3 separate regions of the Mus musculus genome follow, and regions 2 and 3 are each linked to region 1. A link is a loop called in an ENCODE intact Hi-C map of the cell type or tissue named here. Cell type or tissue: heart. All regions are shown on one strand.

What was found. A loop is a pair of places that touch in the nucleus more often than their neighbours do. Peaks named below come from ENCODE experiments on the same cell type or tissue, not always from the same donor. Only the 100,000 strongest peaks of a DNase experiment are listed, where the experiment ranks them.
Region 2: a loop joins it to region 1, with 8 times the contacts of the local background. A loop is called at or near these places in 8 of 42 quality-filtered maps.
Region 3: a loop joins it to region 1, with 5 times the contacts of the local background. A loop is called at or near these places in 12 of 42 quality-filtered maps.

Annotation. Positions count from the first base shown.
Region 1 is chr14:69,730,145-69,738,144 of GRCm38, forward strand. Chmp7 (charged multivesicular body protein 7) reads right to left here and starts at 2,426. Exons shown (of 10, transcript NM_134078.4): 1 at 2,047-2,426; 2 at 1-150. The coding sequence starts at 2,345. 4930480K23Rik (RIKEN cDNA 4930480K23 gene) reads left to right here and starts at 2,690. Exons shown (of 3, transcript NR_130157.1): 1 at 2,690-3,524. In heart, CTCF peaks have their summits at 2,689 and 3,613 (motif pointing right); a DNase peak (open chromatin) is centred at 2,477; H3K4me3 peaks cover 2,863 bases; H3K27ac peaks cover 2,284 bases.
Region 2 is chr14:69,832,117-69,840,116 of GRCm38, forward strand. No RefSeq gene overlaps it. Among named protein-coding and RNA genes, the nearest start is that of Pebp4, 4.3 kb to the right of the region's middle. In heart, CTCF peaks have their summits at 2,517 (motif pointing right) and 3,394 (motif pointing right); no DNase peak of the experiment used is centred here; H3K27ac peaks cover 222 bases.
Region 3 is chr14:69,801,020-69,809,019 of GRCm38, forward strand. It overlaps Rhobtb2 (Rho-related BTB domain containing 2), which reads right to left and starts at 4,526. Exons shown (of 10, transcript NM_153514.5): 1 at 4,018-4,526. In heart, no CTCF peak of the experiment used is centred here; DNase peaks (open chromatin) are centred at 181, 4,282 and 4,702; H3K4me3 peaks cover 2,612 bases; H3K27ac peaks cover 2,525 bases.

The DNA.
Region 1 (8,000 bases):
AGCACCTCCTCCGCTGGAACTTTGTGATCCCCCAGCATGTTAGAAAGAGTCCACTTGAGGGGCTTCAGCAGGAAGACGCCGACCCCCCAGGAGATCCAGCTGCTGTCCACACTGGCCATGAAGTCTGACTCTCGCTGCAGCTCGCCTCGACTGTAGAGAGAGAGAGAATGGCATGTAGGGATGTGTAATGCGACAGACAGCCTGTCCTGGGCTCTTCTTACCCCTTTCCCCTCAGAGGCATTATATTAACATCATCACCATCATCACCATCACCTGTCTATTCTGTACCAGCTACTAGAGGCAGTGTCACCTGCACTCTAGTGTTCAGCCTCCTAACCACTTTGTGCAATAGATGGTATCACCATCACGTTAACTAAAGAGGCGACTGAGGATCTAAGAAGGCAAAGAAGGCCAGATGGCACCCGGTTTGTCTGGCCTCAAAAAATGCAAATGTCCCACTAAGGCAACAGAGGCACAAAAGGCTTCACTGGGCCTATGTGGAGGTTTTCTTCTATCAACAGGCCTGGGAACAATCAAATGAAAAACCCTGTGTGTCATGCAGATCCGAGGAAGAAGGCCAAAAGCTACACAGACTGGGGTTTTATGCTGCCTCTAAGCTAGGCTGGAAGTGAGATGTATTTCCTGGTGGTAGTAACAACAGCAGCCAAGTCTACGAAATACCGGCCATGGGAAATTACTGCTAAGGGTTGTATAAAGATCTTCAAGTTTTCACAACTGACCTATATAATGTTACTGTGATTTGATAATTGATCAAACTAAGGCTTATAGGTGGCACCTGTATCCTATGCAGGCCACAGCATAGAAAATAGTAAAGCCAGGATCTTCACAACGGCGTGGCCCTTGAGCAACGCTGTAGATGTATGGATATCAAATTTGGACAAGTACCAGGATGTTTCAAGGATCAGGAGCCAGAGGAGGTCAAGGTGTTAAAGGTCTCTGGATTTGGACAGGCTCCACGACTGTCCTGTATCAGGAGGCCCATTTTGGTTTTGTCCCTTGCTGACTTAACTGTTTTCCACCTTGGGCATCTGGTAAAACATTTTTCAAAGGACAGTTTCTCAGAGGAGAATTTCAGGACGGTTTCTTAGGTCAAGGTCGGGCAATGAAAGGTACTGGGAACAGAAGTCAAGAAGGGCGACCATTTAATGAGAAAGCATTATCCTAAAACAAACGCAGACCCTTGGCTTTCTCTTTGTTCATAGAAAGAGACACGGTGCTGGGCTGAGCTGGGCTGGGCATAACATGTACAGTGTGAAATACAAATGATTTCGAATTCAAAGGAAGGATCCAGCCCTGGGGTTACTCTAGCTGTGTAACCTGGAATAGGTTAATCTCTCTGAGACTGTTTATTTTTAATAAAGATAACTGCATTATCTTGCCCTGGACTATTAAAAAAGCCAGAGAGTGGAGTTTGACAGTATCTGAAACCATGAAGTACCAGTCATCTATCAGATATGCCACCTCTTCAAGCACAACCTGAACACTGTATCTATCACACACATTTATCACATAAAGCTCTTTCAGAGGCCCCCAGCTACACAGTTAAACTCTCCTCTCTGGTCTAAATAATCTCCGTCCCGGACATACCAGGAAAGGCTACTTGTACGACCTGTACCAGAGTTCTCTTGTCAAGATGTCTAGAATCCCATGAGTACTCTCTCCTTAGCTCTGTTCTCTCTTAGTTCAAAGTACCCACCGCAGAGATCTGCTGTAAAAGTAATTCAAGTCTGGAGGTCCTGTGGAAATAACTGCATAACAGGATCCCAGTTCAAGTGTCCCGCTGACACCTCTGCAAAGATGGGTCTCTTCTGGACCATTCTGCCTATCCCCAGTCACTCCAACCATCCCAGCCCCTCTTTCTCTCTGAGTCCAGACATCCATCCGTGGAGCAGCCTCCTCGTCCCCCTCCTCCTCCTCCACCCACTGAACAAACCCTGGACGCGGAGTCTGGGCTGTCAAGGGGCAGGTCTGATGTCAGCCCTGGGGAGCCGCCCCCCGCCTGGCCCTCTCGGCCTCGGTCCTCACCGCAGCAGGTCCTGCAGCACCGTAGCCAGCCCCAGCGGGACACTGCCCTTGCGCTGGAAGGCCTCCTGCAAGTCCCGCAGTCGCAGGCGCACCACCCCTTGGCGGCGGCTGTGGCTCAGCACCAACGGAGCCCAGAAGCCCATCTTGCTGTCCCAGTCGGTGCTGTTCACCTCGCGACTCCTCTTAAAGGCGGAGAACAGAAAAGACATGCGCTCCTCATCCTCCTCCCACTCGGGCGGCAGGAGGCCCGCCGGGTCTCCCCCGGTCGGGGCCTGGGCCTCCCGCTCCGGGGACCACATCGGAACCCCAGCCCCGCCAAGGAACCGAACACAAGCCTGGCCCGGGTCCCCTTCCGCCCCAGGTCCCTCTCGGCTTCCGTCGTTCCTTCACGCCCTCCTCCTCAGCCATCACGTCACCACCGCCGCCTGTGCGATAAAAGTCCCGCAAGTCTTCAGGGCGCAGGCGTGGCGCGGCATTCATTTGGCCGGGAGGGAGGGAGGAGGGCGTTCTCGCCCGAGAGAGGCAGAACGCAGGCGCCGGACCTTCTCTCCGTGGCCTTTGTGCGACGGGAAGGCTTTTGCGCGTGCGCCACAACCATAGAGTTTGGCGAGGCGTACTAGAGGGGCTACCTATTGCACCTCCCGGGTGGTTCGGGCTTAAGGTTAGCCAGGCTGAGGCTATGGGAGCTGCAGGTGGATACACAACCTTGGATCTGGTGTAGCTCTCCTTAGCCCAGAGACTTTTAAGTTAAACAAACGCCCAAGATACCTTTCTTTCACTAGAATATCAGCCGATTAACAAAAATGGTCCCAAAGCTCCGTGACACTGGACCCATTTTTAGGGCTAGAGATAGTCTTCTTAATCACTTTCTTCCCGCTCTTTAGCTCTGGGATGTCCTTTTTCTCCTGAAAATTCATATTCTGCCAGGTCCTTTAAAAAAAAAAATCGTTCCAACTCTCATCTGAAGCTCCGGCTGCCTTGGCTGCCAGTTTAGCATTTGTCTCTGACCTTTCTGCTTCCTCGAAGGAGAGGGCAGACAGCGATGCAAGTGTCTTGCAATGACAGCGCTACTGCAGAAAATACTTTATGGACTGAGAGGTACTTAAACCTTACCCTCTAGTTACTTTTCCGTCTTGAAGAGTCTTACAAAATTTGTTCAGTGTTGAGAATAAATTGTGGTGGTGGTAGTTATAGCCGGACCGTTCAAAAAGAGACTAGGACGAGCTGTTTTTTAATTTGAAATTTGCACAGACCCGGCCGAGGGCACGCACTCACTACAAGTCTAGAGAGACTGCCCCGACCGTTAAAGACAGGTTTATAAAGGGGAAAACTACTGGTTCCATACTTCCATTAACGTGGTCGCTGTTGGCAAGCATGACAGGATATGAACTTTTAACAAAAATGAGGTATAGCACCATGGCTTCTCTGCTTGATCGAGGAGCAGAAAACCTTCAGGTTACAGAAGCAGGACGATGCAGGTTAGTAATAGTTCCCATAAATACCGTGTATTTATGTTTTGCTTACTTGTGTGCAACTGCACCGCGTACGTCCAATGCCCACAGAGACCAGAAGAGGGTGTTGGATCCCCTGGAATTGTAGAATTGTAGTTTTAGTTGAGCTCTGCCCTGCAGACGACGGTAACTACAGATCCAGCCTGGAAATATGCTGATTTTTAAAAGACTTATCAAGCAAGCAAACAAACAATCTAAAAGGTGAAAGGAACTGTTGGTGTAAACGTTAAAAATTAAAGCGAAAGTTTGTTTCGACTTAGGAAAAAGTAATTTCTGTTAAATAGTCGCCTTTATAAACTGGTATTTCCAGTTTGAGGGAAATGTGATGAGTTTCGGGCTTCAGAGTAGTTGAAACAGTGTTAAGGTGAATTTTCATGAGCATTGAGTTTCATTGAATTTTAATAAGCATTTTGAAGGAGGAAATGGAGTGTTTAGTTATATGATGTGTGTACTAATTGCTATCTATGTGCTATATTCCTCAAAGTGTGTTCAAAATATCTCACTTAGCGGCCTTTTTTCAAATACTTTCGCTATAGTTCTCATAGTTTGTAAGGTAGCCTTTCCCACTTTACCTGCTTTTACAGAAGAGGAAGGTGAATCAGGTGGAAAGGAGCAGAGGAGAGCCAGAGAGGGGAGAGAGAGGGAGGAGAGAAGTGGAGAGGAGAAAGAGGTGCAGAGAGGGACGGAAAGGTGGGGCAAGAGAGGGAGGGAGGAGGCAGAGAGCAGAATTCCAAATATCAAATCTAGTGAAACAAATCTGTACTGTGCTACCCGTTAGGCCCAGTAAAACTAGGTCTTCTCCGCCCAGCGAAGGATTCCACCTTTTACAGGCGAGCAAATTGCTTTATCTGGGTCTGCTTGCATCTGAAAATCCACTCCATTTCACCCTTCCAGGCGGCAGGCAAGGTTGGCTTTCACCTTCTGGAGGCTGAAAGGATAACTGGGAACAGAATCAGTGAAGCCAGGGACTATGGGTACAAGTCTCCCAAAACTGACCTTACCTTTAAGATATGAGTCTGCCACAGGTATGCGAGGAATGGTGGGAATCTTTATTCTGAGATTGAAGAACCCAGTTTCACTCTACTGTGAAGGAGATATTTGTTTGCTGATGTTATAGGCATTAGATATGGGCATTAGATACCCATTCCAGCTATTAACATCCCTGAGGTCTCACACATTTCCCTCTGCTCTAACGAGGCTCCAGGTCATTCTCCCACTTGCCAGGAGTCCTCTTCATTTCCATACAAATATGCAAGCACCACCCCACCAGTCTTGTCCACTTATTTCTAACAACAGTCCCTAAGCCTGGGATTCACAGCCTTTGGGGTTAGCCAAATGAAACAAATGAGAAGTAAACCCTTCACGTCTGTGGAGTTTATGGAGGCCCCAGGCTTGTTGCCGTCCTCCTCAGGTGCCAGCATAGAATTCTGGAAGCTTTCCTACCCTTGATTTTTTTCCTATCATCTCCTCTTCTTGCTCCATGTTTCTCTTTTCATAACCCTGCATACCTCTTCACTGCGTATTAAGTGCCACACCACTCTCTAAATCTCTGATGATGTGTGTCTCTCTGGATAGCTTATGTGCCTTTGCTAACATGGACTGTGATCTTAATCATATTTGTTTCTAGCAGAGTGCTAGGCACATCCTAGGGACCGTTTGTGGAATGGATAGATGGATGAATTTAATTAAACATTTAGCTTAAAAATCTATGAAAACCTATGATTTATAACATAAGAATATTTACTTAGGTATAATGTTTATATTAGGTATTATATTAGGTAAAATACAACAATTGTATTTTTATTTACATGAATATATTATTTGTTTCTTAGCCATTTTGAGTACAAAAGCTTCTAAATTAAATTGCCTTGGACAGTTAGAAAAAGCCTGGAAGAAACTGTCTTGTTTCTTTGTTACTGTGTCCAAACCATTATCACTGTCCACCCATTCGTGACCATGACTTTCTAGAGCAACACAGCAGCCATTGGGGAAGCTGGCTGTCCAGTTTACCCACTTAAAATCTTGGTATGGAAGCCGGGCGGTGGTGGCACACGCCTTTAATCCCAGCACTTGGGAGGCAGAGACAGGCAGATTTCTGAGTTTGAGGCCAGCCTGGGCTACAAAGTGAGTTCCAGGACAGCCAGGGCTATACAGAGAAACCCTGTCTTGAAAAACAAACAAACAAACAAAAATCTTGGCATGGAGGCTGGGAAGGTGACCTGGTGGGCAAAAGTGTTTGCCCCAAAAGCATGAGGACTTGAGTTCAAATTCCCACATAAAGCCAGGCAGCTATCTCAAACAAGGTTGTCCTCTGGCCTCCACACTTACACCACGGCATGCTGTGCCCAAGCAGACAAGTACACACACACACACACACACACACACACGTGCGCGCGCGCACATAGCTTAAAATAATTTTTAAAGATTTAATTATTTATTATATGTAAGTACACTGTAGCTGTCTTCAGACACCCCAGAAAAGGGCATCAGATCTCATTACAGGTGGTTGTGCACCACCATGTAGTTGCTGGAATTTGAACTCAGAACCTTCGGAAGAGCAGTCAGTTCTCTTAACCACTAAACCATCTCTTCAGCCCAAAATAACTTAATATTGATAAGTATAACAATAAAAGATCACCATCTTTCAGCTCCCTCTTCTTCTTCAAGTCATTCTTTAGTGTAAGGGACTTAGAAGCCATCACTTCATCTTAATTAATTAAAAACCAAACAACAGGGCTAGAGAGTTAGCTCGGTGGTTAAAAGCACTTGTTGCTCCTGTATAGGACCCGGGATCAGTCCCCAGCACCTACATGGTGGCTCATAACTGTGGGAAGCCACATGTGCCGTTGCAGAGTGGCACTGACTACTGCTGGCCACCACGCATAAGTTTGGACAAACAACCAATGTGTACATATGCAGTAAAGTTTTTTTTGCAAAGACACTGCCTGGCCCGAGCATGATAATGAGGTTCTGTAAGGTACTAAGAGTATAACCAATCAGATGTGAGACATGCAAATGAGGTATGATAATGAGGTTCTGTAAGGTACTGAGAGAGAGTAACCAATCAGATGTGAGACATGCAAATGAGGTATGATAATGAGGCTCTGTGAGGTACTGAGAGAGAGTAGCCAATCAGATGAGGAACATGCAAATGAGGCATAGTGCATAACCAATCCAGGTGTGAGACACGCCTCTCCTAGGCCTATAAAAGCAGCACCAGTTCTGGGCTCGGGGTCTTTTCGCCTCTGCAATCAAGCTCTCCCAATAAACATGTGCAGAAGGATTCTGTTGCAGCGTCGTTCTTGCTGGTCGAGTCCGGCACGCGCAAGACATAACTATCCATAATTCAAGTTCCATGGGATCTGATATTATCTTCTAACCTTCAAAGATACCACTCATGCATGTATTGCACATACATGCATGCATGCAAAACACTCAGACACAAAGCACATCTAAAAAAGAATAAACCAAAACAAGTTTTGTAGGGAGTAGGGACACAGCTCAGGAGGTAAAATGAGTGCCATGCAAGCATTATAATCTGAATTGAGCCCAGAACCCACATAAAAAATCCAGCTGCACAGGCACAGACTTACGATCTTGCCACCAAAGAGACAGAAACATGTCAATGCCCAGGGCTAACTGGTAACTTAGGTGTCTTAGTCAGGGTTTTACTGCTGTGAGCAGACACCATGACCAAGGCCAGTCTTATAAAGGACAACATTTAATTGGGGCTGGCTTACAGGTTCAGAGGTTCAGTCCATTATCATCAAGGCAGGAACATGACAGCATTCAGGCAGGCATGGTGCAGGAGGAGCTGAGAGTTCTACATCTTCATCTAAAGACTGCTAGCAGAATACTGACTTCCAAGCAGCTAGGATGAGGTTCTTTTTTTTTTTTTTAAGATTTATTTATTATTTATATGTAAGTACACTGTAGCTGTCTTCAGACACACCAGTAGAGAGCGTCAGATGTCATTACAGATGGTTGTAAGCCACCATATGGTTGCTGGGATTTGAACTCAGGACCTTCAGAAGAACAGTCAGTGCTCTTAACCGCTGAGCCATCTCTCCAGCCCTAGGATGAGGGTCTTAAAGCCCATACTCACAGTGACACATCTACTCCACACCTACTCCAACAGGGCCATACCTTCTAATAGTGCCATTCCATGGGTACAAACTCTAACACAAACACCCACATTAGGCAACTTGGTAAGCTTTGAGCTGATGAGAGACCCTGTCTCAAAAACAAAAACCAAGGTGGATTGCTCCTGAGAAACAACACCACAATTGGCCTCTGACCTCATTGCACATGGACACATAGGGAATGTACACACAGCCACATACATACATGTACCCACATGAACACTATCCCACAAGGACACATATATAAAACACCTGCCAATAACAACAACAAACAAACAAATCACAACTCTCCATGATCATT
Region 2 (8,000 bases), 100 kb after region 1:
GACTCCATGACCACAGTAACTCTTATAAAGAAAGACATTTAACTGGGGCTGGCTTACAGTTCAGAGATTCAGTCCATTACTGTCATGGCACGAAGCATAGCAACAGGCAGGAGAACATGGTGCTGGAGAGGTAGCTGAGAGTTCTACATCTGGATCTGTAGGCAGCAGGAAGAGAAAGTGAGCTACCAGGCTTTGTTTGAGTGTCTGAAACCTCAAAGTCCACCCCCCCCCCACAGTGACACACCTCCTCCAACAAAGCCACACCCCCAATAATAATACTCCCTATGTGTCAATGGGAGCCGTTTTCATTCAGACCACCACCATGTGAAACAGGCCAAGACTGGGGAGGAGTGCCTAGGGGTTAGTGAGTTAACACGATGATGGTAGTGGACTCCTTCCTCCATTAGCAAAAATTAAAACTGGCTGCAAGCAGTGGTGCACAACCATTAATCCCACCACTTGGGAGTCAGGGGCAAGTGAACTCAATGGCACCCTGGTCTACATAAATGAGTTGAGAGGCTTGGAGGGTAGCTTAGTTGATGAAATGCTTGCTTTGCAAGCCTGAAGACCTGAATCTGTGAAAACCCATGGTGTTCATTTGGAATCCTAGCACTGGGAAGGTGGACACAGGTGGATTCCTGGAGCTTGGTCATCAGACAGACTGCCCAAGTGTCGGGCGAGCCCAGGACCAGAGAGGGACCCTGTCTGTACTGAGGAAGGACACCAAGGTTGTCCTTTGACCTCTGTATGTACTTACATACATGTGTGTGTGCATACACACACACACACACACACACACACACACACACACAAACCTTACATTTGATGCTTACATTTGGCACAGAGATAAATATACTCCAGGATAAACCATGTTACTTTTTTCTTGTTTATTTATTTATTTTTTTCAATTTTTTATTAGATATTTTCTTCATTTACATTTCAAATGCTATCCTGAAAGTTCCCTATACCCTCCCCCCACCCTGCTCCCCTACCCACCCACTCCCACTTCTTGGCCCTGGCATTCCCCTGTACTGGAGCATATAAAGTTTACATGACTAAGGGGCCTCTCTTCCCAATGATGGCCGACTAGGCCATCTTCTGCTACATATGCAGCTAGATACACGAGCTCTGGGGGTACTGGTTAGTTCATATTGTTGTTCCACTTATAGGGTTGCAGACCCCTTCAGCTCCTTGGGTGCTTTCTCTAGCTTTTTTTTTTTTTAAATAAAAACAGTTGTGCAGATCCCTATATGAACCATGACCCCTCCTCACTGTGCCCAGTGGGTAAGTCAGCCGTAATGTTCAGATAAGAGTCTCAAAAGGACTGGAACAGGGGAAGAAACTGAGCCATTGTAGCTGATACTCCAAATCTGAGATTAGGGTGCTGGGTGGATGGACACTAAGACCAAGGAGAATGGAAGAGAAAACTTACAGGAGACCATCCTGTCTCACTCGAGTTCAAGCCTGAGATACCTGAGAAGTATTCAAGTGGGGCTGTCCAAGCCACAGTTAGCTGAGCAGGGCAAGAGTTCCAACACAGATGTGTAAGTCATGGCGCTAGAGAGATGGCTCAGCAGTCAAGAGCACTGACTGCTCTTCCAGAGGTTCTGAGTTCAATTCTCAGCAACCACATGGTGGCTCACAACCATCTGCAATGGGATCTGGTGCCCTCTTCTGGTGTGTCTGAAGACAGCTACAGTGTACTCATATACATAAAATAAATAAATAAAAAAGATACGTAAGTCATGGCTGTAAGGGCTTGCTCAAGCAACTGGGCCAACCTGTCTACACAAGAGAGGAGAAGGACCCACTAGGAGGTGGAAGGTGTAGTAACAGCCAGAGACTCGAAGTACCCAGTGGCCAAGTGTCAGCCCACACAGAGTCCAGCATGTGGGCAGTGTGTCTTCTGCATTGAGGTGTCCACATGCAAGGTAGTGTGCTAGCCTTGACCCATGGAGGTGTGGAAGGCAACTGGAACACGGGGAAACCAGGGATAGTAAGGGGTTCTTCCTCCAAGATGTTTGGCTGTGGGGGAAAAAAAAGGAGAGGTGGGGATCGGTGGTTAGTGGGGTTGTGGGGGTGTAGAGAGTGTCTATATTGGTTCCCCGGGAAACAGATACCAATAAGAGTGTTTGCAGGCAGGGAAGTTCTTAGGGAGATTGTTGAGTGGGGGAAGCAGCGTGGATGGAGCCGCTGGGAGAGTGGGCCTGTGATGCAGAGATTAAAAAGTGCTTTGCAAAGCTAGCTGGAGCTGAAGATCTGCGGTGGTCCTTCAGTCATCCTTCCATCAGAACTATGAGAAGGGAGGAGAGCCTTGCTCTACCTACTTGTATCACATCTTTCTAGTTCTTGTTTGTCTCTGATGCTTTGATATGGAGTGAGGTTGCTGACCCTTGAGAGACGGCTGGTGAGTCTTAGAGCTGAAAAATGACACTCCCTCCACCCCACAACACAGTTTTAAAAACAATGTATTTATTTATTTATTTACTTACTTATTTATTTATTTTAGTGTATAAATGCATGTACACTCGAATGCCAGAAGAGGGCATCAGATCGAGTTATAGATGGCTCTGAGCCATCATGCAGTTGCTGGGAATTGAACTCAGGACCTCTGGCAGAGCAGCCAAATCTCTCCAACCCAGGAGAACAGCTTTTACATTTACAACAACTCAAGCCCTAGGCTTTCCATTCATTTCATTTGTGCTTACCCACTGTTACCTAATCATGCCTTAGGGCAGGTTCTGACACCCAGAGAGAGGAACACCCTAAAGCCATCAAAACTGGTCAAGTGGAGCCAAAGGACATTGTTTTGCCTTATTAGTGTTTTCAGTAGAAGTCACAATAAAGGTTCTTGGTTTTCTTTTTGAGTGTGCTGGGATTTGATCCCAGGGATCCACGTATGGGAAGCCAATGCTCAGCTTCAAAGGCACTTTCACTAACGTAAGTTGGGACGTGTGAACTCAAACTCTCCTGTTGGGACAATCATATCTGCGTCTGTGTGGCTTACTAATCTTATTTAATAAATAAACCCGAGGCTTCCTTATCAGTCATTGGATGAGGCGTGCCCTGAAAATGGATGTTAGTGTGGCTCAGGCAGCTAGCTAGCTATCCTTGTTTTTGTTTTATCATTATTATTTTTTTTATTATTTATTTATTTTTGGTTTTTCGAGACAGGGTTTCTCTGTATAGCCCTGGCTGTCCTGGAACTCACTCTGTAGACCAGGCTGGCCTAGAACTCAGAAATCTGCCTGCCTCTGCCTCCGAGTGCTGGGATTAAAGGCGTGTGCCATCACCGCCCCGGCACTAGCTATCCTTGGTAGTTCCCATAGGGGACTGAGCTCTATGCTGTCAGCAACTAAGTGGGATCAGGTAATATATATTTCTGTCCAGAAGGGGGCGCCTGTTAGTGGATCTCAACATCCACCATGGACGACTTTTGAAGGCATTCTTAGAAAGTGCTCCTAAGGTAAAATGAATGGAGAGAGGATCAAAAATGCAGAGGAGGGAAAGGGATACATGATTGGCAGGAGGCAGAGGCCTGAAGGCAGGAGGAGAGGAAGCCTTTTGAGTCCTGGAAGGATGGCTTTTTTATGTTGGAAGGAAGGTGGGGCAATTCTAGAAGCTCTTGTCAATAACTCCTATTATTCCCTGCAAAATGGAAAGGAGAGTAGGGGGGACGTTTAACGAAGAAGGGGAGGGCCTGTAAAGGTTTGTAAATAGGAAAAGGCATAACTGAGGCATAGCTATAGCGGAAAGAGGTGACTGGATGAAAGAGCCAGAAGCAAGCCTTTAGGAAGCTTGCATGGCCAGTTGCTGAAGGGAGCATTTCTAAGAGAAGCTGGGCCCTGAGGAGTGGACATCAGGGCAGAATGGTGGGAAGCCTGAAGGGGAAACAGTGAGATGCCAGAAGCCAGAGTGCTGTCACTGATGTCACTGTTCGTTATCAAAGGAACTCAGGACAGGGATTCAAGCAGGGCGGGAACTTGGAAGCAGGAGCTGATGCAGAGGCCGTGGAGGGGTGCTGCCTCCTGGCTTACTCAGCCTACTTTCTTATAAACCCAGGACCACCAGCTCAGGGATGGCACCACCCACAATGAGCTGGGCCCTCCCCCATCAGTCACTAATTAAGAAAATGCCTTACAGTTGAATCTTATGGAAGACTTTCTTTCCGATGACTTTAGCTTGGGTCAGGTTGACATAAAACCAGCCATGGCATCCACCGTGGAAGAAGCCACGGATGTTACCTTTAGCACACTGATTTCAATATTGATCTTCTATCAGTTTGTTCATTCCCTGGTCCACCCTTTGAACAGGTCACAAGACCTTACCAGTTCCCTCATTATTAGTGAAGCTGTTGCGATTCAGATCTGAAATGTCCTTTATAGACTCAGGTTTTGAATGTGTATTCCTCAACTTACTGGGCTATTTTAAGACGCTGTGGAGTCTTTAGAAGATAAGGGCTAGCTGGCAGAAGTGGGTCACTAGGGGTAAGCCCTGGTTGTAGCTCTCTCTAAGCCTTTGATCCAACCGACTTGAGTAACTCTGCTAGGTTTTCCTCACTGTGATGGACTCCTACCTCCTGAAACCCTGAACCAAAATAATGCTTATTTCCCATCATTTATTTCTGCCAGGTTATCGATCACAGTGACACGCAAACCACCTAAGACAGAACCCCAATGCAGAAAACAGAACCGTGTTCCAACCGCTGGACTTTCCCTCCCTACGCGCCATAGCCACGAAGATTGCTGAAGCTCCTCTGCAGAGCACAGGCTAAACATCCAGGACCTCCATCCATCCTTTCCTCCAGAGTGGACTCCTTTCTGCAGTGTCCCTGCTTGGGCATGCTAGGACTGTCTGGATAGTTTCCTAAAGGGTGCCCTGTGAGTCCACACAGAGCCCAGCGGAGGACTTCCCAACCCATCAATGATTGCTACTCTTAGACTAGAAATCTGCCTCCAGGTCACTCCACCCTCTCCCCTCTGGAGCTTCCAAGGATGGCAAGTCTCCTCTAACTCTTTCCCTGCATGCCTTGGGACTGTTTGAGAAATTATCACATAGGTAAGGTTGCTTCTAAAGGAAGACAGAATAAACTGCACAAAAATCTGACTCGTTCCTAGCAGGCATCTTCTGACAAGCCCACTCTCCGAGTAGACACGCCGGAGAAGGAGTGCGAGAAGGCGTGCCCAGCTTCCTTCTGAGATCTCAAAGTGAAGATCGAGGCCCCAGCCTCACCCTTGGCCTGATCTTTGCTTTTTGGCTGGTATTTGTGGATAGCCTGACACATGGGTCAGAGCCTCTACCACTCACCAGGTTACACTTGCTGTAGGTGACCATTTAGGCTTTAATGACTTGACTGTGTTCCGTCTTCTACCTTGCTATGCACAGCAATCACATGATCAGATGTGGGGGCCTGGGGCTATGTCATGCACTAAGGAGTTCTAGTCCTTATCAAAGAACAGAGGGCGAGCTTACAGAACACAGCACCTAAGACTCACTGATGCACTATGCAATGAACAACTCTAGTCCCATGAGACCATGGCCCTAAGCCTAGCCCTGACCTGTGACAGCACTTTAACTCAGAACTTGTTCTCTGTTATTTAGTTTTTGTTCCTTCTCATCACAGTATTTGATATTCTATAGTAGGTTAAGTAAACGCTTGTCTTTCCCATTAAACTGCCTGCTGTTTTGAGCAGACCAGTAATAATATGCAAAGCTACTTTGCACATTGGGTGGGCTCGAAGATGTTTAGCATTTGATGAGTTCTTCACTCAATTTCCTCAGAAGAAAATAGCTAAGCTGCTATTCCAGACCTGGCTGAGACCATTTTGTCCTCCTTTCTAATTCCAGACTGATGTAACAGCAAGATAGCCAAACACCAGAGGCTGGCAGCATCCAGCCTGGAGAGGACCCAGAAACTGTCTGCTGATTGAGTGAGTGAATAAGTAGGGTGAGACACAGGGGAGCATCCAAGAAACAGGACCCCACATGACCTGTGACCATTGCAGTCTGGGGGAGCTGTGAATCAAAGCGACAGCTTGTTGCAAGGAAGGGACATTTGTGTTCACAGGCCTTTTGGGAGAAGATAGAGAATGCAGACAGCCAAGGATGTCTTAGCAAGGGGGAAGAGTGAGTAAACATACAGGCTTTGGATACAAAAGAATCTGGGTTAGGATCCAGCTCTTCCATTCACTAATTGTGTGCCCTTTGATAAATATGCCAAGTTTTGGCTGTAAACCAAGGTCACAGGGCTGGATTAAATAGAACAGTGCAAATTAGACATGCTCTCAAGGGTGCTTGGAGCATGGTGAACAGCAACGCTATCACTATCTTTGGAACAGGCTCAGTGGCACAGTCATCCAGTGGAGCAGGATACCTGGAGGCAGAGAGCAGAGGTGGACAATCTGTTTATCTGTTCTTTCCTTCCTTCAAGACAGGCTCAGGAAACCTCAGGGGCAGTTAGATATGTCTGCCCTGAAGCTTCCCTCGGAGGTACTTCCAAAAAGTGACGGAGGCTGCCACTAACCTTGAAGACCTCCTGGCTTCTTTGCAGATCGACAGCTCTAAGGACTCCTGGATGGCAGCAGGGACTATCTGGATGGCATGCCCTTACTGAACTGACACTTACTGGCACCTTGTGAGCTGCCATCTTGCAGTTTTTGCTTTGCAGACCCAGGGACTTGCTTATCCTAGGCCAATGCTCTACCATTCTAGCCCCCTTCTTTCAGTTTGGGTGAAAGATGCTAAGCGTTGAGCCAGGCAGCAGCAGGATCAGCGTCTTCCACCTTCCAAGTAAATGTCTGCAGCCCACCTATGCTTAACCTGGGGACTCGGAGCTGGCAGCTCATCAGACTCTCTTAAGAAACAACTAACCATGCCTGGATCTTGCCCTCCGAGAGTGTGGCAGAATTCTCCTGGAGTATGATGGCCATTGCTATTTCCAGGTCTCCAATGGGCAGCTAGGATTGAAAATGAACTACTAGTGTATGAATTTCCTTTGACTTCCTCCCTCCCTCCCTCCCTCCTTCCCTCCCTCCCTCCCTCCCTCCCTCCCTCCCTCCCTCCCTCCCTCCCTCCTTCCTTCCCTTCCTTCTTTCCTTCTTCCTTCTCCTTTCTCTTTTTCCTCTTCCTCTTCCTTTCCTTTCCAGTACAGGGGGTTAAAAAGTAGGGCCTTGGGTATATTAAGCAAGTGCTTTACAATTGAACTATACCCCAGCCCCCACCCCAATCCCTTATAATATATATAATAGGATTTAATATATTTCAGACTGGTTTTGAATTTACTTTGCAGTGGAAGATGACCTTGAACTTCTTGATCCTCTTGTCTCTACCTCCTGAGTGATGTGATTTACAGGTCCACGCCTCCATGCTATGATCAAACCCAGGGTTTTATGTGCGCTAAGCAAACACTCTACTAATGAGATGCATTGCTTAGCTTGTTGTTGTTGTTTTCTGAGACAGAGTTTTAGACAGCTTTAGCTGTCCTGTAACTCCCTCTGTAGACCAGGCTGGCTTTGCACTCATAGGCATCCTCCTGCCTCTGCCTCCCAAGTGCTGGGATTAAAGGCATGTGCACTTGAATCTCTAGAGCGACTATCGTTTTATGCTTGATTTTGATACAAGATCTTACTAAGTTGCTGGAACTAAATTTGAACCCCCTCTGTAGCTCAGCCTGGCCTTGACCTTGCAAGTCTCTCTTGCCTCAGTTTACCTAGTAATTGAGATTGCAGTGTCTCTGCTCTCAAATCCATTAGGTTCCTTTATTTTCATGGAAGGAATTTTTTAGAAGGAATTAAATTTGTAAATCCAGGTGTGGATATTCAAGTACAGCAGGAAATCCTGGTCCAGGAAGACCCATAGTTTTGTCCTGAGCTTGCTGATTTTAGGACAACTGCACCCATGGAAACAGGGAGTGAGTCCTTTGTTCAAATTTCTGTAGGTCACACAAGTTGGGGAGGCAAAAGACTCCAAGGAAGTTTTCTGTCTGAATCTTCCTGACGTTG
Region 3 (8,000 bases), 71 kb after region 1:
CACCAGATGGATGGCTCCTCTCCCTCTGGTCTCCCACCATCCTGCAGCTGGGCTCCTGAACGGAGGCAGTCTGTGAGAGATTCCAGGGCAGGACCTGCTTTGGACCTGGCCCCACTTCCCCAGAGAGAGGGAATCGGCTTGGTAGCTCACTCATCCTCTGTTGGCCTCCTCTTCCCTGGGGCTGTGGCAGCAGCAGAACAAAACAGCTGAGAGAAGCAGACTTAGGGCCAGGTCCCACCCCTTCCCAGCATGCTCCAGGGCAGAGTCACTTTAAAATTTAATGGACGTGTCAGGGCTGGGGCGGCAGCACTCCCTAGCTTCCCCTGTTTTCCCCTGGCCCTCTCAGATGGTAAATTTCCAAGACCCAGCCTGTTCGCTTCCATCCTCCTACCCTGCCCTCTTATTGGCTAGGAGAGGGTTTTCTGACAGCCTCTTTGAGTAGGAAGACTTCTTTGTATCTACTGAATCTACAAGCCTCCTCTTTCCTACTCTGGTTCGGTCACGTGGCCCACGTGTCTGCTCAGCCGAAGGCCTACTTTGAGACAGAGACGGGGGGAGTCATAGCCCAGAACAATACACTCTATGGTACATGGGCCTTCCCATACCCAACCTGGGCTACCCACTGCATCCCACATCCGCTCCCAAGAGTAAGATCTACCTCCTTCGGACCTCCTATGGAGGAAGAAGCTTAGACTAGAAGACCTTCATGCCTCCAGCACTCTGGGGAGAAGCCAGACAAATTGTTTATGTGGGGAACTGGCTGCTAGAAGAAGTTGAGGGTCAACCGGGTATGGTGGCTCACGCTTTTAATCCCGGCACTCGGGAGGCAGAGGCAGGCAGATTTCTGAGTTCGAGGCCAGACTGGTCTACAGAGTGAGTTCCAGGACAGCCAGGGCTACACAGAGAAACCCTGTCTCAAAAAACCAAAAAAAAAAAAAAAGAAGAAGAAGAAGAAGAAGAAGAAGAAGAAGAAGAAGAAGAAGAAGAAGTTGTTGTTGTTGTTGTTGTTGAGGGTCAAGCTTAGCTTAAATTTCTGCTTCAGTTTCCTTTGGTGATCGGCAGAGAGGTAGTGTGTCCATGCCATAGGGTCAGATGAAGAGACAGAGGCCCTTTTGTAGCTAACATGTCATGTCAGTGGTTAAAAAGCTGAGGCTCGAGTTTGAGGAGACTTTGAGGATGCTCCCTCCACTGGTGTCTACCCTCCTAGAAGCAGGATGGGGAGGAGGGAGCAGGGGCAGGACAGGTGTACTTAGGGTTATCAGTGCGCCCCTGCTCACTCCCTACGTGCAGCGAGTCATCTCTGAAGTAAGCCTTCCCAGGTCCAGGAAGGCTGAGCGCAGAGTTGTCCTGGAGGCTGCCCAGGCGCTTTACTGCTGAGCCATCAAGACCAGCGCCAAGCCACCAGCAGCAGCAGCAGAGGAGCTCTGTCCCTGGCACGCTGTAACTAGATGCTAACATGCAGGAATGCAGAAGTGAAATGCTCAAGTAACATGGCAACTGGGATTTGTGCAAGGGGATGCAGCTCAGCAGCCTAAGCAAAAGGTGCAGCAAGGACTTTTCAGTGACACAGGTTTATCCTCCTCCTAGGAGCCTTACAGGATTTGGACCCCTCCACTAACAAGGGTCTCCACTAAGCTCGGGCCCAGTCTACATGACAACCACTGCATCATTACGACGCCCTCCTGGTCCTGTTCACCAGGCCACTGTTATAGCCATCAGCTTTCTGCTTCCTCTTCTCTGTCCTGAACAGTTCCTAGTCTCGACCACTGAGGGATGTGTGGGTACCAGAAAGAGCCACGTGGGTGTGGTTTCTGCTTTAAGGAGCCAAATAACAAAAAAAAAAAAAAAAGATGAGATAAAACAGAATCTCACCTATGAAGACAGAAACCCACAGGCCAACAGTACTTCTATAGTTTGGAATCACTAGCATATAGGTCTGGAAGTGAATGGGAGGGGCTTGGGTTCTTAAATCCAGGGGCCATGTCCAAGTACAGCTGCTTTATGACCTGACACAGACACACAGACAGACACACACACACACACACACACACACACACACACACCTTGTGATTTCATTTCCAGAGTTTTCAGTAGGGGACAGCAAGCAAACAAGTAGGAGAGTGGTAAATATGGGCCATGAGTTTAGGACACAGACTGCTACATTTCTATCTAATCTGCACACTGAAGCCCATGCCCCCTCTGACTGCCCCTGAATTCAGGCTTCCTTAACACATCCACCAACTGGCGTTTCCTTTTGCTCACTGTCATTCCTACATTAACAACTGCAAGCTTCATTGTCCTATCTAGGAAGAGGCAAACCACTGCACTTATTGTGGACTCAGTCTCTGCCTCCAGAAAATGGGTATAAGGATGTTGGAAGAAAGTTTCTGAACACGTGAATTTTGGTAAATTCACGCCAAGGGAGCCTGGGTGGGAGGAGGTATTTGTCGTCTTATGTAATATAGTATTATATAATGCTAGATTGCATATCCATATGTGTAATTATATCTCCCTTTAAGATACAGGCTGGCCCAATTAAGCCAGGAGAACTTTTTTGTCTAATCAGGCCTGTCTTAAGTGAGGATCCTGTCCAGACGACACCATGGCAATATTAATGTAACTTCTGTTCTAGAATATTACTACTTTTCTGGATCACTGCTGATGCATGACAATACAAACCATGCGGTGAACTTTCCCACTGTCCCTTTCCCTCTGGCACACCCTTCTTCAGTGACTGGACACTGTTCCTCTCAGTTGTCCCAGCCCCATTCCTCCAGAGCCTCCTGACCATCCTCCACCCTCATCCAGGGTATCACAACCTCCAATTCACTGATTCCACCCCCTTGACAATCCTGAAGCCACTGAGATTTCCTCCCCAACTCTTGTCCCCAAGTTACCCCCCCCCCCCTTCACAAACAGTGTCCTGCACGTCAGCTTCCCCAGTTCTTTGTGCTCTGTCCAGGACAGATCCGAAGGTGTGCTCGGATTACCCACAAACCTCAAGGGCTCCCATTCCCACCCCCGCACCCCTACACACACTGTTTGCAGAGCTCAAAAGCCCCCCTTTCCCTCCCACAGCTGATAGGAGGCTTGTTCATCTGTGGCTGCCCTAGTCTGGTTGTCAAGGAAACGACAATCTCCCTGGGAGCCTGGCTTGTCTCCTAGCAACCAATATCCCACATCCTGCATCTTACAAAAAAAAAAAAAAAAACGTGAAAGGGAGGAAAATCGAGAAAATGAAAGTAAAAAGCAAGGAAGGTGGATAGAAAGGAAGACTCGGGAGGAGAGGAGCAAAGGAAAGGTCGGTTTGGAGTTAAAGGAGCTCCCACTGTGGACGCTGACATTGTAATATGGGCGAAGGTGGAGGGGTGGATCCTCCCTCCCCACGCAGAAAACGTAAAGCAAGGCCCAAAGGGATCTTAAATGATCACATTAACAGAAACAGAAGCCTAAATACAGGATAAACCTTTTCAACCCTAGGCTACCCGAACATTAACAAAGAAAGCTCAAGAATTCCACCAGTAGTTTGCCAAAACTCAGCTGGACAGACCACAGTGGAGTTGACTTCAAAGAATCAGCTAGCTCCACTGCCGGCAGCAAACACCGCAATTGTACTGTTTTTTGTTTTTGTTTTTGTTTTTTTAAAGAAAGAAAGAAAAGAAAGGAAAGTAAAAGAAAAAGGAAAAAGGTACACCTCTACCACTCTGAACCTCTTATTTCCCTCCTGACATGCCGCTCTGCACACACAATTTTTTTTTAATGAAATAAATAGGGAAGGGGGAGGGGCACGACACACCGATGCAAAACATGTAGTTCTCCCCTAAAAACACCCAAGAAAGGTTAGTTTCTCTTCCCTCTGAACTGTGCAGACTCAGCAAGTGCCCAAGGGAAGAGTGGAGCTCAGGGGAAGGCAGGAGGGACGCAGGGAGGAGAGGGGAGGGTGCTGAAGGATGAGCCAAGGCGAGGTGGCACGTTTGCTTGCAACCCGGCCATAATAGAAATCAATCGTGTACTTACACCACTACATGTGACGGGGTAATTTCTAGTGTAGGGAACACATCTCTTCCTGCTAAGCACGCTCATTTTAGTGAGATGTCTGGGGTCACTCTGCGCGTGCAAGTTGGGGCGCCGCCGACGCTGCTGCTCTGTGCTGGAGACCCAGACTCCTGGGGTCCCGGTTCAGGTACGATCAGAAGAAACTCTGGCACAGGAGCCCTGGTCGGACCGCGGCACGTGAGCAGCCTGGGGCGCTGCACTGCAGCCACTGCCTCTTCCGGATCAGCATCTCCGCGCGACCCGGGCGCCCAATGTCATGGAGGCTCGCGGAGCCGGGTTGCGCGCCGCCGCTCCGACCTCCGGCCGCTGGGCCGCGCCGCCGCCCGGCTGCGCTGCGGAGGTTGCGGGCGGCGCGCTAGAGAGCGAGGCGCCGGGTGAGGCCGCCGCACGCGCGCAGCCTTAAGACGCCGAGCGCCGCAGTCCCCGAGACCGCTCACGACCTCCTTTTTTCATTCACAAAAAAAGCAAAGTTGGGGGGGTTGGAGGGGAGAGGGATTAAAAAAAAAAAAAGAAAAAAAAAAAAAAAGGAAAAAAACTGCACCCAGGAACGGTTGCTGTGACAAGGACTGCCCACAGCGGCGTGTGGTTGGTGGAGAGCGGAGCGATGGGGATTGGACACCCAGAGGCCACGCCCGAGACACGCCCCCGATCCCGGGAACGCCTCCCGCTCCTCTCCTGGTTTTGCACCTCCTCCCTTTTCCCCTGGGAGCCACGAATGGCCAGCAGCTGACCTCGCCAGTCTCAAAACCTTGCAGGACTCTCAGGATAGTTTTCCCCAGGAGGCTAGGAAGAAACTCATCCGGCGGTGCGCCCTGAGAATGCAAGTCAGAGGGCCACGGGAAGATTTTCCTGTTTCTCCCTAATTCAACCAAGCCTCTACCCCGCACACAGCTGCTCCGAGTACTGGGGGACCTTTCTTTTTTCATTATCCCTGCAGCTCCGACTTCTGTAGCTCTTAGTGAGTTTTCTGTATGGATACCCGTACTTTTTGACCTGTCTGCCACCTAGACCTTCTTTAGAGGTTCCCATCCCAACCTGTTGTCAAAGAGAGTTCAGTAGAATCTCCATAACTTTGCAAAGAATGCCAAGGAAATATTAGCCAGAGAATCCCTACCTAAGTCCTCTGTGGGTGCTCTAAATATAGTGACTGTCATCCCCAGCACTTGGGTGGGTGAGACAGAAAAATTGTCATAAGTGCAAGACTAACCTGGGCTACAAAGCAAAACCTTATCTCTAAACCCTAAAATAAAAATGGGTTGAGTCTAATGCCATCCATTCTGTTCATCGGAAGGAAGCGTCTGCGGTCCCCGGTCAAGGCTGGGTTCCATAGATTGGTCGGGACTGCTAGGAATTACACATCTTACCAATTCTCTCTGGACAGTTTTTTTTAAAGCAGCCTGGCAAACTTCACACAGCAACCTCCCCTATCACACTTCCAATGTCCTTTTTGAGAATGCAGATCTGTTTTAATGTTGGTTTATGCAAAATATGATATAAAAGAGAGGTTTACTACCCCTCTCCAAAGTCAAATAAAAACTGGATTTTTGGCCAAAATACACACCTCTAACCCCAGCATTGATAGGATTGAGGCAGGAGGATGGAAAGTTTGAGGTCAATATGGCTGATGTAGGGAGACCCTGCTATAAGCAAATAAATACTCAGTTTGTATTGTCTGAAATATGCCCTGTCTGTGAGTGCCTAGGACAGAAAGTTGCTCACCAGGGCGCCTGTAGTAAGTGTGTACTCAGGTTCGTTTAATCATTGTGCAGTAGGCAGATACTTTACTGTCCCTGGCCTCCAACACCTACCCAGAGCGGAAGAGAAGGTTGACAGTGACTGGAAGTGCTTCCTCACACTTCCTGTTCAGATTCTGCCTTCATAAAACAAATACTAGTTCAAAGGCATGTTTAAGAAAGAAGGTAGGGGCTAGTGAGATGGCTCAGCGGATAAGAGCACTGACTGCTCTTCTGAAGGTCATGAGTTCAAATCCCAGTAACCACATGGTGGCTCACAACCACCCATAATGAGATCTGACGCCCTCTTCTGGTGTGTCTGAAGACAGCTACAGTGTACTTATGTATAATAAATAAATAAATAAATAAATCTATCTTAAAAAAAAAAGAAAAGAAAGAAGGTAGAAGCCGGGCGTGGTGGCACACGCCTTTAATCCCAGCATTTGGGAGGCAGAGGCAGGCTGATTTCTGAGTTCAAGGCCAGCCTGGTCTACAGAGTGAGTTCTAGGACATCCAGGGCTATACAGAGAAACCCTGTTTCGAAAGGAAGGAAGGAAGGAAGGAAGGAAGGAAGGCAGGCAGGCGGGCAGGCAAGCAAGCAAGCTTTGCTCAGGTATGTTCTTCCTCTGCATTTGACACAGAAGAGTTTCACTTCATTGCTTATGCTCCTAAGAGTGATTATACAAAACCTCTCCAGGTTCCTACAGCAGGCAAGGGCCCCTCCCCTCCCAGACCCTAGTCTCTCTACCCAGTTCTGCCACCTGGGTGCTCTGGTATCACCTTTCATGTGTCCCATAGTATGTCACTTGTACAGTGCTGAGCAGGCAAATAGGCCTCTCCTTTGCTAGAGGGTAGCTAGAGTGTGTGCCGCCGAGCCTGTGACACTCTAGCCAATGGGAGAGAAAGCCGGCCTGGCTGGGTCATGCAGGTTTGGGGCCCAGTCTTGGACCAATGCAAATGTCAAAGTTTTAAACCTGCTCATAGTCAGTAGAGTGACCAGAGCTGGGCCAGTAGCTAGCTGGAGAGGTGGCCTGAATCACCGCCCTTACCTGGGTGCACAGTCCCAGTCTCTACTTGCAACTTTTCTTCACACAGAAGTTGTGCTGGATAGTTTTATGTTAACTTAACACAAGTTAAAGTCATCTGAGAGGTGGGACCCACAATCGTGAAAATGGCTTCATCAAACGGAGCTGTAGGTAAGCCTGTATTTTCTTGATTAGTGATTGTTTGGGGAGTGCCCAGTCCATCCTGTGTTCTTGTAAGAAAGCAAGCTGAGCAAGGCAGGGGAAGCAAGCCAGTAAGCAGCATTCCTCCACAGTCTCTACATCAGTCCCTGCCTCCAGGTTCCTGCCTTATTTGATTTCCTGTATTGACTTCCTTCAATGATGAACAGTGATGTGGAAGTGGAAGTCAAATAAACCCTTTCCTCTCCAACTTGATTTATTTGCTCATGGCATTTCATCATAGACAGCAATAGTAACCCTAACTAAGTCACAAGTCTTCGGTCACCTCACCTCTCCAGCACGCCCAGTCAGAGCCCACTCAGTCCTGTTTGGACATGGCACTTTTCCTCCAAGCTCTGCCTCCCACTTCTTCCCAGGCTCTGTATCCAGCTCTGGGACCATGCTTGCCTTATCTCTCTGTCAAACCTTTCTTTTTTTCCTTCTCTCTCACTCTCTTTTGTTGTTGTTGTTGTTGTTGTTTTGTTTGTTTTTATTTGTTGTTGGTTTTTTTTTTTTTTTTTTGAGACAGGGTTTCTCTGTGTAGCCTTGGCTGTCCTTGAACTCACTTTGTATACCAGGCTGGCCTCGAACTCAGAAATCCGCCTGCCTCTGCCTCCCAAGTGCTGGGATTAAAGGCGTGTCCCCCCCCCCCCCCCACGGCTTCCTTCTCTTTCTTTATTGTGGTTTGTAGAGGCAGAGTTTCTCTGTGTAGCCCTAGCTGTCCTGGAAGTCACTCTGTAGACCAGGCTGGCCTCAAACTCAGAGAACTTCATGCCCCTGCCTCCAGAGTGCTGGGATTAAAGAAATACCGCACCACTGCCTGACTTTATCTGCCTAACCTTTCAGTGGCAGATCTCTGAGGCTGGGATTTCTCCAACAACTGGCAGCCAGCAGCTGTCATTGTAGAATGGCAGCCTCCCATATCCTGAGCTGACCAGCCTACCTCAAAAGGCTGCTTCTCCTTGTGTCAGGTTTCCTCTCAGGCCTG